Regions from separate parts of the Homo sapiens genome. Here region 1 is linked to region 2. The links are chromatin loops, found by intact Hi-C in ENCODE. Cell type or tissue: endothelial cell of umbilical vein. All regions are shown on one strand. Links, peaks and the distances in the headings refer to the core of each region. The heading gives the core; the rest is flanking DNA.

Region 1 (7,653 bases), core at 2,234-6,233, 150 kb after region 2:
GTCTATCATTTTGATGAATACTTCAAGTAATTAGAAGTGGAGGAGGCTTGTATTCGAACAGTCCAACCTTGGGAGTGGGAGAGGAAGAAAGGAAGTCAGAGATGTTCAGAAGGAAAATGAAAAAGCAGTGAGTGGTCAGAGACTGTCACACATCTCCCTCCAGAGACGGGGCTGTCAGGCGAGATCCATGCCCTTCCTGAGATTCCTTGCCACAGCCTTGCCCAGGTTCCTCCCCAGGCGCTTGAAACCACAGAAAGCCGTGCATCAGGGTCCGTGCTAGAATACCGCAGGAATGAGAACGAATTGGCACCCTGCTTCATCCAGGCTGGTTAACCCCTCCCTTGAAAGATAAGAAAGTACTCAGCCCAGAGTGTAATTCCTTCCTGTCTGCCCCGTCAATGCATTTGCCATTTTCAAAAACAAAAATCCCTCCCTGAATAATTCATTATTCGAAGGAAACGCCAGCCCAGAGTGCGCCACTCCATTTACTCTGACATAAGAGCTCATCTCGGGCCATGTGTATGTGTTTCTGAAAAGGATCCACATGAGCAATCGCTTTTTAAAACGTCGATATCCGAGAAGGCAAGCAGAGAGTTTAAAAGGGCCATAATTCATAAATCAATGATGCCACACTCCTGAGGAAGAGTTCTGCATTGACTGGTCAACAATTCCATTTGCAACAAGCTGAAACATCTGCGTCTCCCTGCTTCTCTAGCTGGGGTCCCAGGGCGGCTGCCCCACGATAATAAGGCAAGGTTTTAGGGCTAATCCGAATCATACTCTCTGGGATTCAGGCATGGAGATGTGGGATTGCTGTGGATTTTATCTAAACCTTTTCATTTCTGTTAATATCCCAATAACTAGAACCAATCCGAACCAAGCAAGAAAAAAAAAATGTGAACACTCATGACTCAGAGTCCTTTGTTCCTGGCTATGTAACAGGGCTGTTCACCAGTCAGTGTGAGACCCTGTCCTTGTCCTTGACAAGCACCAGCACAGGTTTAGCCCGGATCCCAGTTCCAAACATATCTAGGGGGAAATTTAAACAATTGTTGCTGTTTTTGATGGTTCCTGATGGCCTCGATCAAAGTATGGTGTTTGGCCTTGATCATGGCTGTGAAAACAAAACTCTACACCTGGAATTGGCTAACTGCCCAACATATGCTCACACAGAACTCAAAGGCCAGAGCATCAGAGAGAAAATCAGTAAGCTGAGGCCACCGTCTGGAGTTGCTTTTGGACACATACTTTACCATTGCTAGAGAAAAACAACCTGCAGCTTGGATTCATCAGTAATCTTCATTGCAGACAAACGAGATAGAACACCTGTCAGCTCTCAGGGTTTCCAAAGAGCAGGATTTGGGGGAGTCTGGGTATAATTTTTTCTTCTTTCTTCCCCTCTCAGCTTGCCTCCCTCCCCCGAAGTGTCTAACCAAACATGGAACACACAAGAGCAGAAGAAGAAAGAGAACAAGCGAGAAAGAAGAGCAGCAGCCCAGGAAACAGATGGAGAAATTGGGGGATTGGGAGCTTTGCATTTTCCCCATTCGCCCAAATTCAACAAATAGGAAGGCTCCTCTGCAGCTCTCTCTCAGTCAGCAAAGAGCTTTCCAGGACATTTTGTTTACTCAACACCTCTTCTCTGCCCTGCTTAAATCTATTCTGGAACAAGGAAGGGCAAATAAATTAATTAGGCTGGGTAGGGTGGCTCACGCCTGTAATCCCAGCTCTTTGGGAGGCCAAGGCGGGCAGATCACCTGAGGTCAGGAGTTTGAGACCATCCTGGCCAACATGGTGAAACCCCGTCTCTACTAAAAATACAAAAATTAGCCAGAAGTGGTGGCGGGTGCCTGTAATCCCAGCTACTCTGGAGGCTAAGGCAGGAGAATCACCTGAACCCGGGAGACAGAGGTTGCAGTGAGCCGAGATCGTGCCACTGTACTCCAGCCTGGGTGATGGAGCAAGACTCTGTCTCAACAAAAAAAATTAATTAATTATACCACCTACCATTTATCAGTGCTCACGACAAAATGGATGCACTTTTACAATAAGCATTATCTCATTTAATCCTACAACCAGTCCTTGAAGAAAGAAACTCTCCTTAACCCCATCTTTCAAGGCAGGAAACCCAGGCACAGAGAGGCTACGTAGATTATCCAGAGTCACACAGTTAGTGAGCAGTAAAAGTGGGACAGGAACTTGAGCACCAGGCAGCAGAAGCCACCCTCGGCCAGCATCTCTCCTGCGTGTTAGAGCCACCAGAACAAGCTGATAGAAGGGAAAGGGTGGGAAGGGCACCCTTCTCTAGCTTTGTGTTTGGGGTAGGGATGGAAAGTGACCACTGACAATAGCTTAGCATTTACTGAGCACTCATCGTATGCTATGATTTGAGTTGTCCCCGCCAAAACTCATGTTGAAATGTGATCCCAAGTGTGGTGGTGTTGGGAGGTGGGGCCTCATGAGAGGTGTCTGGGTTATGGGGATGGATCTCTCATGAATGGCTTGGTGCCATTCTCATGGTAGTGAGTTCTTGCTCTGGGGAGACTGGATTACTTCTGGTGAGACTGGGTTGTTAAAAGCCAGGACACCCCTCAGGTTTGGCCTCTTTGCACCACTTCCCCTTTGCCCTTCTGCCATGTTGTGACACAGCACGAAAGCCCTCACCAGATGCCAAGCAGATGCCAGCACCAGGCTTCTGGAGCTTGCCATCCTGCAGAACCATGAACTAAGCAAGGCTCTTTTCCTTATAAATTATCCAGCCTTAGCTATTCTGTTAGAGTAACACTAAATGGACTAAAACACTGTGTGTCAACTAAGCACTACAGGCATGTGGTCATTTACAAATACCCCGTGGAACAGGTGCCATTATCCTCATTCCAGGGATAAGAAAACTGAGACCCAGAGAGGTCCTGTGGGTCAAATGTATTTGAACCGGGATTCTCATTGAGAGAGCTGGGGTCAAAGCCCGTGCTCCTGACCATTATGCTCCACTGGAGTTACAGATGGCAGTGAGCATCTGAGCCTCAGTGACCCTTTAGCACCAGCAAGGGCAGAGAGGAGCGCATTAACCCAGCATCAAGGAAAGGCTGTCTTTAAGGAAAGTACACCACTTTGCGCAGCTACCCATAAAGATTCTAGAGTGAAATAAGCTATCAGAATTTAATTCTGCAGGTATTCACTCAGGCTACTATTTGTTTACTCAAGATCAATCAATTGACCCCATTCTTCAAGAAAGAACTAAAAGAAAGAAAAGAACTAAAAGAAAGAGGATATGGAAGGAAAGGACATAGGGAATTATACAAATACAGTGTAATGCTGAGCCTGCTGGCCCACAGGGTAGCCTGAAACTAGAAGGGGGCAAGGCCCAGCGGGTGTAGGGCCTGCTCTTGGGGCTCCATGGGTAAAGGGACTCTGGACCAGGACCCCCACGTGCTCACTATAGCTTTCCCCACTGAAAGCCAGAGAGCTTGCCTTACAGTCTTTTCCATCTCTCGCGTTCTGTTATTTTTAGTTGGTTTCAATCTTTGGACAGCAGGAACCTCTTTACCAGAAAGCTCAATATGTAAAAAGGACTTAAAGGGGCTGATTAGGTGGGAATGAGGAGGTTCAGCAGGGCACAGAAACTATCCCTAGTCCCCAAGCCCCGTGACCAGTCAGAGGCACCTCTACCAGCCAATTCAGAGACCTCTACACAAAACCTTCCCTTCTTCACCAAAGTGAGCTGGCTGTAGACTGCAGACGTTTGTGCGGAGGTGGAGGGGCTGGAACACATGCCTGCTCTGTTCCCTTTTCAAAGGTCTGGAGACGCTGGCCTGGCCTCTGTGGGAGGCCTACACGCCTTTCTAGAGGTCCTTAATCAGGTACGGGCCTCAGGTGTCTGATAGTTGTGCCACCACATTCCCCGCTTACCACCACCAGCACCATCATCAGGACCAGAAGTTCATACTGTCAGCTACTTGTTAGAGAATCAACAGCCTTGAAAACTTCCAAGGATTGTGCAGAAACAGATACAAAGTGTATTCACAAATCAATTTCCCAGAGCATAGTACATCCCTTCTCAAGCCGAATAACCTTCAAAATCTGAAGAAGATGAAAAAGGAGAAGAAAAACGTGAAGGGTTACCCAAGGTTGCAAGCACAATGGCCAGAATGTGTGTAAATACTGGACTGGCCCTGTGTGCTTTGGGTCCTCTGACAGAATGGCCATTTCCTGCAGCCCCATTTCCTCTCATTGTATTTCAGTGGAACAAAAATGTTATAGAGAGCAGCCACTCAGTCACATAGGTTATTTTAATAGATACATCCTACAAGCCTTGAAAACTTGCTCTACGCTCTGATAACAAGGCTAAAAATATCACAGGCCCTATTAGCAGATTTGAGGCTCCAAATCAGTGAGACTGGAACACACGTGTGTGTTTTTCTCAGCGCATCCTGCAAGTTTTCCCACGTGCTGCCACCCTCGACACATTTTCATATTATCTTTTCCCCTGAATCTCGGTTGAAACTGATGCTTTCATACAACACTGGAGGATTTGGTGGCATTGATGATCTCTTCAGCATTCCTCATTCAGCTGCACATTTCATCCAAAGGCTGAAGGATGCTCTCATTTATGCATATGTGCATTTTTGCAACTACAAAATGCACGGTAGACAATACTGAAGAGCTGGCTACACAGGAACTGTCTGTCCCAAGAGCCATCACAAAAGAGCTGATCTTTCCACAAACCACTTGTGAGCTCCTGCCAGCTCTGTAATTCAGGGCCACTCTCGAGATTTCCACTCTTGGGACCAGAGATAAATCTTTGGTGTCCCAGGCGTTTGATCAAAGCTCTTCTTTCCTTCATTATCCTATCAATATGAATGAACACTACCATTTAGGTGTCAGATATGTAAAGCTAATCTAAAGACACAAGTTTTCATTATCTTCAGAAAGATACTAATACATTTTTTAAAATTCCGAGCTTCTCAGAAAATGTAGATTTAAAATATAAATATTAATTACAGGCAAAATATCTTAAAGTTGTGATTCTCAGCCCTGACTGCTCATTAAAAATGGGTGGCAGGGGTATTTTCAAATGATTCCTAGCTCTTCCAGATGGTTCTTAAGGACAGCCAGGGCTGAGGGTTGAGAATCCCTGTCTTTCCCCCCTTTCCCCCAACCAGAGAGACAGTCTCACTCTGTTGCCCAGGCTGGAGTGCAGTGGCATGATCATTAGCTCACTGCAGCTTTGAACTACTAGGCTCAAACAATCCTCCTGCCTCAGCTTCCTGAGTAGCTAGGACCACAGGCAGGAGCTATGCTCCACTGGAGTTACAGTGATGAGTTACATGCCCATATGATTTAAAAAATTTTTGTAGAGCCAAGGTCTCACTATGGTCCTAGGCTTTTGTCAAACATACACATTAGCACAGTGAAAGAAGACATGCAATAAATGCATGAACTGTGAACAGTATTTTAATAAATGTATTAAATAATATGGTCAATCTTATGGTCTCTGTACACAAATTTCTGAGTTATCACATTATTATACAAAATCCAGAGGCACCTTTTCTTTTGTAGACATGGGATCTTGCTATGTTGTCCAGGCTGGTCTTGAACTCCTGTCCTCAAGCAATCCTCCTGCTTCAGCGTCCCAAAGTGCTGGGATTATAGGCATGAGCCACCTTCCCCCACCAAGAACCTGTCATCTGTCTTAAAAGACACAAGTCTTCAGTGCGGTGGTTTTGCGAGGGTCTAAGTGGGTGGTTCTCCACCTTGCTTGCACATTAGAATCCCAAGGAGAGTTATTAAAATGCATGGGACACATCTCCAAAGATTCTGATTTAATTGGTCTGGGGTAGGACTAGGTTCTGGTATTTGAATATTATTTGAATATTCAGCCAGAGTTGAGGACCAATGGTGTAAGTCAATGCCCTTCTCTGATTGACCTATCCTTAAACATATGAAGCTAAAGAATCAGGAAATGTATCTTCATATATTTCTTCAGACCTAAAAATCCCGAGAATAGCACTACTTTGCCTACTTTAGACAGAAAGTAAGTAATAAAGGCATCTGAATAGAGAATTAGATTTGATGTTATAATGTCCACATACATCCCTTTCAGACGGAGTGTCCCTCTGGTCCTCATGAAAAGCTTGTTTCATTTCATGCACTGTTGAAACAAGATCACTTATCTGGTTTCTAAACCAACAGCTGATCAGAATCAAGTAAATTAGAGGCAATGGAGGGGTAGGTAGAAAGGATGAGAGAGGCTGTGTAGAAGCAGGCCCCCTGATTGCAATGAGAAGTGAGTGCTGATAGAGAAGACACAGAAAAACTGAAGTAAGTAGACACTGCACGTAAAAACACTGGAGTCAGGATTCTCTAATGAAGGGACAAACACCTTGATGTATCCAGAATGGCTCTGTGAACATCAACGTGCCACTGCATAGCAACATTACCGATGCTCCTAAGAAAAGCCCAGAGTCACCAAGGATGAGTTAAATTATGTTCATTATAACCATTTTATGAAAGCTGAAATAGGGGTGATGACTTCCATCCAAAATAGTAATAATAAAAGGTAAGTGTAGTTTAAGGAATACGCCTTTAGCTATTTGGAAATTGCAGTCACCCAGAACAACCCATGCCCTGAGAATCCCAAGTAGCCACAGACTTCAGTAGGAGACACTTTGGCAGGAAAAGTTTCGGCTTGACCAGGAAGAAATCCTGTCCCTCTCAGAGTCAGAACACGGTGAGGCCTGAAATGGGGGAGAATATTATTGAACGATCCTGACCTTCAGGGTTTCTAGGCACACACAGGGTACTCCAAGCTTTCATTGAAAACCTAACATGAGAGACAGCTAAGACAAAGGGAGAGCAGTGAGAAGCCTCTGTGGCTGGCAGGATCGCAATGCTCTGGATGGGCCGCTGGTTACATATCACTCCCCTGCACAGGATCTCCAGGCCTGCAATTCCTTGCTGAGAACTTCATCCCTTGAGGTCATACATCCCACTACCCAGACACTTTCTTTAGATGCAAAAATCCATGGGATGGTTAATACCTGTATCGCGAACCCTGAGCCAAGTTGTCAGGTCTCTTCTGTTGATACGGTAAGCCTTGTCGTTTTCAATATCTTTCCCCTCTCCAGATGAAATCTTATATGGAACCCAAATATATTATAAAGAGAAAATGGGATACCCCTGGTTGAAGGGCTTTCCATAGCATGAGTCTTGTCACCCCTCCCTCTCATCAGGTTCCCATGAAACACCTGTTTAGGAAACCATCTGGAAAAGACCTGCCTGGCTCCATTGCCTACAACTGAACTTCCCCTCCCCAGACGCACCTGCAGGCTCAGTCCCATTCTGTGGCCAGCATTGCCCAGAGGTGATGACTGGTCAGGGGCCTCTCAGCTGCTATTCAGCTCAGATGTCTCTGACTTTGTGTCTCTCTCTCTCTCTGTCTCTGTCTCTCCCTCTCCCTCATCACATTTTATCCTACTAGGCTATTTGTTCTCCAAATCCACCCCCAAAACTATCTAGGTGTGATCATTGAGTTCCTGTGCCTGGAATCCCGTTTTGGTCAAGCTTCCGAGCCTGCACTCAGCTCCAGCTATCACCAGCTCCTGTTGAGAAGCTCAGCGCCCCCAGCAGGGCTGCCAGCTACAGCCACGCTCC
Region 2 (7,653 bases), core at 2,070-6,069:
AACGTGTTCTCTGCTTCTTCCATTTCTTTGACTGACTTGGGCCTACTAAGCCAGACGTCTCCAAATATTTTTGACTGCATATACCAGCAACAACATTTTGAAATGTTTTCATATAAATTATAAACACATACTCTGGCCATCCATACATCAAATATTAAAGCTAAATCATGTTCTTGCTTCATAGGTAAGAAAATGAATACAGATGGAAGGTCTGTTTCCCAAATCCCAGTAGCTCATCTTGCCTACTCTGGGCACTGTGTCCAAATTCCACTTTGCAGGCCACTCCTTGAAGCCACAGCTACCCCTAATCTGGCCTCTCACCAGACTCCTAGACACACATCTTGCTGAGGACTGGTGCCAGATTACCTGAAGCAAATGTCAGGTGATGAACTGGAAAAGAGGTCTGAGGGAAGCTTCCAATTTGCATTGCTGATGCCAATTTCAGGAACCAGTAAGTGAGCGCAAAAAAGAAGAAGGCAGGAAGACGCAGAGACAAGTTCTAAAACATCAGGTCAACTAAGCAAGGAGACTCTCTGAGGCTGTACTGGAAGCAGGGGAGAATGTTCATATTTCTGAATGCACTTGCTGGCAATTCACTGCCAGCCCAGTATGGTGAGGGGCTGGGTTACACCCACATCTCAGAAATGACGGCAGACTCCCAAAACAATTTACAGCAAGCATGCCTTAAAAGTGCATTAGCGGGCCAGGCATGGTGGCTCACGCCTGTAATCCCAGCACTTTGGGAGGCCAAGGCAGGCAGATCATGAGGTCAAGAGATCAAGACCATCCTGGTCAACATGATAAAACCTCGTCTCTACTAAAAATACGAAAATTAGCTGGGCCTGGTGGCACGCACCTGTAGTCCCAGCTACTTAGGAGGCTGAGGCAGGAGAATCACTTGAACCCAGGAGGCGGAGGTTGCAGTGAGCTGAGATTGCGCCACTGCACTCCAGCCTAGCGATAGAGTGAGACGCCTTCTCAAAAAAAAAAAAGTGCATTAACTAACTGCCATTGGAATCACTTGCTGCATTACATTTTCTCTTAGTGACTTGGGGTTGAAATGTCTCTTTGAAAGTCTTAGTAACCTCGACAAAGGAAGGTGCCCAGATGCTACTCTACAGGAGAATACGGTATGAAATGATGAAAGAGCAACATGCGGAAGGAAGGGCAGCTCCAAGGCCCAACTGCCTGACAGTAAGACATCAGGGAATGAAGTGGTGAACACAGGGGAAGGTGGCAGTGCTGGCTTTAGACAAGCCCATCTCTTGTCACTATTGGGGTGCTACCAAAATAAATGCCTAAGGTCTTCAATAACAGCACTTGGCACTTGTATCAAATTTCTTTCCCGAAACACACCCATATCCCTTGTCTTATTGAAGCCTCCAAGTGACTCTGTGAGTGAGGGCATAATGTATAATGTTTGGTTTTGGTTTTATATTTTCCGGGAGAAGAAACAACGGGGAGATTTATAGCCCGGCACCTCCTCCACCCTGGCAGGGTGCTGTGGGCTGGATTTCACTGGGACAGCAGGGTTGGATGAGGTCAGAGCCAGCGTGGAATTAGCCTACTGCGCTGGATTCCTGAGTGTTGACTCAGCCGCAAGACTCCAGAGGGCAGAGCGCTGAATGTGCTAGAAAGAGTTACGAATGAGGTGCCCACCATGTGTAACTGGGTGAGAACACCCAGCCTCTGCCCTCAGGGGTTTGCAATCTAATACATCAGGAATAGGGCCAATGTTTGAGAGAACTGTAGATGAGTGAGAAAGAAAACTGGCACGACTTTGTAAATATAAGCTTTCTCAATTTAAGCAAACTTGCACATTTGTTTACTTTGTTCTAAGAGTTGCTGAATAAGGCATGATACCATGAGTTTATGGTCAAACAGCCAGGGAAAGGCAGCATCTAGGCAAAAGAGAAGGGACCCATAAGTTAGGAAAGAATGCAAATTGGAGGCCAGGAAAAGTTTGCTAACTGAATAAATAGCTGCTGCAAGGCTTGATGGGGGTTTGAGGGGTGGGCGCTGAAATGTTGAAAGGGACACAACAGGTCAATCACAGACACAAGGTGGAAAATGCAGGGATATCTATAGAGTGGGTAGGGAGGATGTAGGTTCCAAGTCACTAAGGATAGTCCTAGATTTTGCCTGTTTTCTTAGAGTAATTATGTATAGTGTCACTTATCATTCTCAACTGTGTCCTTTCTTGGAGGATAAATGATATAGTCACCCTAGTTCTCCAAAACTCACAAGATGCATTGAATTGCCAGATAGCCCCCCTCCAGCCAAGCCATCTACACCAGCTTCTATATTTGCACCACCTCTCCAAGGGGCTAAATACCACCTCCAAGAGACTAAATACCACCCCCATCAGCCCTGCCCTGAGGCTAAGAGAGCAGATGGTTCTATGTGGGTGTGAACAGTCTTTAATTCTTCATTTCTGGGCTAACACTGGCTCCTGAGAATCCAAGAGGAACAGAGGGAGGAGAACAAGAAGAGGCCGAAGGGGAAGGGTCGGGACCCTCTGAGTGACATTAGTGGTGCGTAACGTAAAGGCTACTCTCACTGTAGAGAAGCCAGCATGGCAGCAAGGAGGGCGAATGGGCCTTGGGTCCAGCAAGACCTGCAGTCTGCTCCCAGATCCCCACAGTCATTGCTGAGCCTCAGTTTCCTCACCTCTTTAAAGAAAAGTGGGGTGGGGGAGGATAATATCTACCTTCCAGAGTTGGAGTGACAGAATGTAATCATTATCAAGTACCAGGTACACAGTAGGCGTTCGATAATGGCAGCTTTTGTTGGAACGATGATATATACCTACAAGTTTTCTTTCTTTTTTTTTTTCTTTGAGACGGAGTCTCACTTTGTCACCCAGGCTGGAGTGCAGTGGTATGATCTCGGCTCACTACAAGCTCCACCTCCTGGGTTCACACCATTTTCCTGCCTCAGCCTCCCGAGTAGCTGGGACTACAGGTGCCCGCCACCAGGCCTGGCTAATTTTTTTTTGTATTTTTAGTGGAGATGGGGTTTCACCGTATTAGCCAGGATGGTCTTCATCTCCTGACCTCGTGATCCGCGCGCCTGAGCCTCCCAAAGTGCTGGGATTACAGGCGTGAGCCACCACGTGTGGCCATACCTATGAGTTTTCTTAAAACCAAATTGTCAAAAATGTGGGGCCTACCAGGTGTTAGCCTCCATCCCATAACATCGTGGCTCAGGTCACCCTCAGAAGGAGACACAGGGAGTCCTAAGTGTATTCTGGGAGTGACCTCTGTGGCAGACCAAGGGACACAGCTATGGCCGGGACACCAACAGCTTCTGCTATAATCTCCCCAATTTTTTTTTATTTAAGTGCAATTATTTTTATTTAAGTACAATTATAAAACTATAAAGGGAACATTTTTAGAGGAGTAATAAAAACCAGATGGACATGGAATCTTTTCTTCCCAGCCAAAGGGGATCATCTTGCTCATCCCCTGGGAGCACTCTTCTTTCATGATCACTGTCCCAGGAGCCCACAAAAGGTCCAAGCATCTATGGAACTTAAAATACAAGTACTGGAAGGCTTGTGTCTGTACCAGGCTCTGGTTCTGATCCTGGAAATTCAATGTCACAGTCTGAACAGGTGTGCCTGCTGATTGATTATAGCCTGAAAGTACAAGAGGGACAGGCAGAGCTTTTGTCCCTGCCCCTTTTAATAAGAACACATACCTGCGGTAGGTTGTGGATTGGAGGAAGTCTCTCAGAGCCGGGAGGAGACATTCCCTACACCAGTGGAAAATCTTTGGGTCCTCCAAAATCACACTTCTTTAACTCAAGTTAAATGAGGCCTTAAGGCGCTTAACTGTTAAGAAATAATAACAAGAAAAATCAAAGATTACGCAAAAAGAGGGCTGCAGGGGCTGCAGGCTGTCCTTAGGGCATCCTCCGGCCTTGGTGGGTAAGGTTAGGAAAACCTGGCTGCATTTTCCAAACCCTTCCACCAGAGCCACACGGGGGCACACTAGTCAATGTTTTGGATGTCGGGCCTCCCGCTGGCTTCCTCTCGGTAAAGAAACCTGGAGGAGGAGGACAGTGAGGGCAGAGGCGCTACTGGATGACTCCTTGCTTGGCCCACGGCCACCAAGCCAGTGACTTAGGCAGATTGTCCTTGAGTGATTCAAAACCACGTGGGTGCTGGCCCAAAGGTTTCCCCTTACTTTCTAAGCATGTTCCCAGCATGGCTGGGGCACGGGTTCCTGAGCTATTACTCAGGAGAGCAGGGAAAAGAATTGAGTGAATAAATGGAAGGTCTAATAACCTCTTAACCTGATACCAGGAAGGCAAGTGAGTAACCCCCAAGGGGTGCTTGGGGGCACAGCAGGCAGGGGTGGGCAGGGTAATAGCTCATTCTTCAGTGGGTCGCCATAGCATCCTTGGCGTGACCAGAGTGCTGGCCCTCAGTGCCTGCCCTCCTAGGGTGAAGGATCAGCCTCAAAGGCAGGGCAGCAGGCTGGCTCCTAACAGAGCCTCTTGACAGAGGGTCTCCTACGAGCACACACTGCTGCCTCACCAATAGACATGGGAACCCCAGGGGACAGACCAGGGACCAAACCCCAGCCATCACCAGGCACTGCAAGGCGCCAGCCAGCCTGCACTCCAGGACTCCAGTGTGCCTGCTTTCCAGAGCACAATGGGTCCAGGTGCACACAGACACAGCAGACAAACCAGAAGAGAAGGCATCTAAGTCACCACCTTCTATCAAGAATTCAGCTAAGCTGCGATTTTTTTTTTTTTTTTTGAGACAGTCTCACTTTGTCGTGTGGGCTGGAGTGCGGTGGCATGATCTTGGCTCACTGCAACCTCTGCCTCCTGGGTTCAAGCAATTCTTCTGCCTCAGCATCCTGAATAGCTGGGATTACCGGCACGTCACAATGCCCAGCTGATTTTTGTATTTTTAGTAGAGATGGGGTTTCACCATGATGGACAGGCTAGTCTGGAACTCCTGGCCTCAAGTGATCCACCTGCCTTGGCCTCCCAAAGTGCTGGGATTATAGGCGTGAGCCACCGTGCCCAACCCTAAGCTGCAATTTTATATGAAGACCTTGGAAAAGAAAAACACTTTTGTTTATAAACATGGTATAGTATGCAAATTTTAAAGTATTAATATTTTTTAGCTAAAACAGTACTTCAAAAGTTCTTAGCTTGAGGCCGGCTCTGAGAGGAGGGGGTTTATTTTCTTCTGCCCCACTTATCTTTGGTGAATGGCAGAATGTTTGTTTAATAAAAAGTCAGTAAAGCAGAGAATCATGCAAAGAAAAGATGTATGTACTTTAAGTATTTTAACTAACAATATTCAAACTGAAAATATTGAAAAACAAATATATGTACTCACTTGCCAATAACAGAAGGCCAATTTCTTTAAGGTATGGTCCCCCTCATCATCTCTTACAGACAAACATTATCTATGATTTCCATTTCCATTTTCTATGTGTGTGTGTGTGTGTGTGTGTGTGAGAGAGAGAGTGAGTGTCTCGCTTTGCTGCCCAGGCTGGAGTGCAGTAGTATGATCATGGCTCACTGCAGCCTCAACCTCCCACGATCAAGCAATGCTCCTGCCTCAGCCTCACAAGTAGCTGGGACTACAGGCACATGCCACCATGCCTGGCTAATTTAAATTTTTTTTTTTTTTTTGTAGAGACATGGTCTCTCCATGTTGCCCACGCTGGTCTTGACTCCTGGGCTCAAGCAATCCTACTGCCTCAACCTCCCAAAGTATTCAGATTATAAGTGTGAGCCACCATGCCCAGCCCAATTGTGGTTTCTTTCTAGTGGAGCAAAAATTAAAGATACTTGTGAAGTAATGTGAATTTGGAATCTTTTTAGAGCTTTATTATTTTTCTCACACAATTTAGCAGTAATTTTTTTTTTTTTTGAGGCAGAGTCTCGCTTTATCACCCAGGCTGGATTGCAGTGGTGTGATCTCGGCTCACTGCAGCCTCCGCCTTGTGGCTTCAAGTGATTTTCCCGCCTCAGCCTCCCAAGTAGCTGGAATTACAGGCATGTGCCACCACGTCTGGCTAATTTTTGTATTTTTAGTAGAGATGGGGTTTTACTATGTTGACCAGGCTGGTCTCAAACTCCTGACCTCAAGTGACCTGCTCGCCTCAGCCTCCCAAAGTGCTGGGATTACAGGCATGAGTGACCATGCCTGGCCAACAGTAATTTTATAGGAAATTTATCTTTGGCTTTTTCCGTCACATTCAACTTAGTCTTAATAGAAACTTTTTTTCACACTCATCTCAGTTTAAATAAGATTTCATTACAATTATTTATTACAATAAGAACAAATACAAGTGGCTTTTGATAAACACACAACTACTGGTGGGGACAGAAGTGTACAGTGGGAGTACGGCATAAGCTGCTCCACTATGGCTGTGAGCTTTCAAGTGTGCCCTGAGCGTGTGTCAGAGAGAATGGGAGACAGAGTTAATTTGGCAAGTCGGTGACAGCAGAGGTCAGTTAGGAGACTACCTCTGGAACTTTGGTGGAAATCTCTGAAAAGTCACAGACTCAGTGTTTATAATATGGACAAATTCACTGGATAAAATTCACATGCAACTCTTTAGAAAAACATGATGCCTGAAGCCAGGAGTACCTGCACTTATGTTTGCTTCCACTAGTCCCCCGACCCTGTTACCAAGTTAACATGATTTTACTACAGTGCTGCCCAAATCTTATGATTGTGCTATAAGCAGCCTAGTTCCCCTAGGGTCAAAATAACCACTCCCAGTTAAAAAGGCAGGCATGCTGGGTGCGGTGGCTCACGCCTGTAATCCCAGCACCTTGGGAGGCCGAGGCGGGCGGATCACGAGGTCAGGAGATCGAGACCATCCTGGCTAATATGGTGAAACCCCGTCTCCACTAAAAACACAAAAAAAAATTAACTGTGCCTGGTGGTGGGCACCTGTAGTCCCAGCTACTCGGGAGGCTGAGGCAGGAGAATGGCGTGAACCCGGGAGGTGGAGCTTGCAGTGAGCCGAGATCGCGCCACTGCACTCCAGCCTGGGCGGCAGAGCGAGACTCAGTCTCAAAAAAAAAAAAAAAAAAAAAAAAAAAGCAGGCATATGAGGTGAAAGGTAAAACAAAACTTTTGGAAGAAGTCATAGGTGAACATCCTTAAGACATTCAGGTAGGCAGCCTGTTCTTGAATGGAATACGAAAAGGTCAAACCATAAAGAAAATAACTGATAAATTGATACATTCCTCAGGGACTTCTGTTCATCAAAAGATCCTCTTAAGGAACTACAAGGTAAGCCACAGACAAGAAGGTACTTGCAATTCATATACTCAACAGAGACTCATATCCAATATCTATGAAGACCTTCTAAAAATCATCTTTTTTAAAGCAGACAACCCAATAGAAAAATGGGCAAAAGACTTGTGTAGGCACTTCTAAGAGAGGATACCCAAATAGATGATGCACATATAAAAAGGCACTCAAGAGCAATGCAAAGACATCAGGGAAATGCAAATTAAAATCAGAATAAAATCAAAGAATGGTGGATAAACAGAATGTGGTATATATTATAGATATAATGGAATACTATTCAGACTTAAGAAGAAATTCTAACACTTGCTACAACATGGGATGAGCCTTGAAGACATTGAGCTAGGTGAAAT

What was found. Peaks named below come from ENCODE experiments on the same cell type or tissue, not always from the same donor. Only the 100,000 strongest peaks of a DNase experiment are listed, where the experiment ranks them.
Region 1: a loop joins it to region 2, with 5 times the contacts of the local background. A loop is called at or near these places in 17 of 110 quality-filtered maps.

The regions. Positions count from the first base shown.
Region 1 is chr2:45,787,139-45,794,791 of GRCh38, reverse strand. The region is part of intron 1 of PRKCE (protein kinase C epsilon); the gene reads right to left. Among named protein-coding and RNA genes, the nearest start is that of PRKCE-AS1, 120 kb to the right of the region's middle. RefSeq lists an enhancer at 7,242-7,653. In endothelial cell of umbilical vein, for the core only: no CTCF peak of the experiment used is centred there; a DNase peak (open chromatin) is centred at 4,221; H3K27ac peaks cover 2,031 bases.
Region 2 is chr2:45,932,901-45,940,553 of GRCh38, reverse strand. All of the region lies in intron 2 of PRKCE (protein kinase C epsilon), which reads right to left. Among named protein-coding and RNA genes, the nearest start is that of PRKCE-AS1, 260 kb to the right of the region's middle. RefSeq lists an enhancer at 4,084-4,393. In endothelial cell of umbilical vein, for the core only: a CTCF peak has its summit at 3,984 (motif pointing right); a DNase peak (open chromatin) is centred at 4,103; H3K27ac peaks cover 665 bases.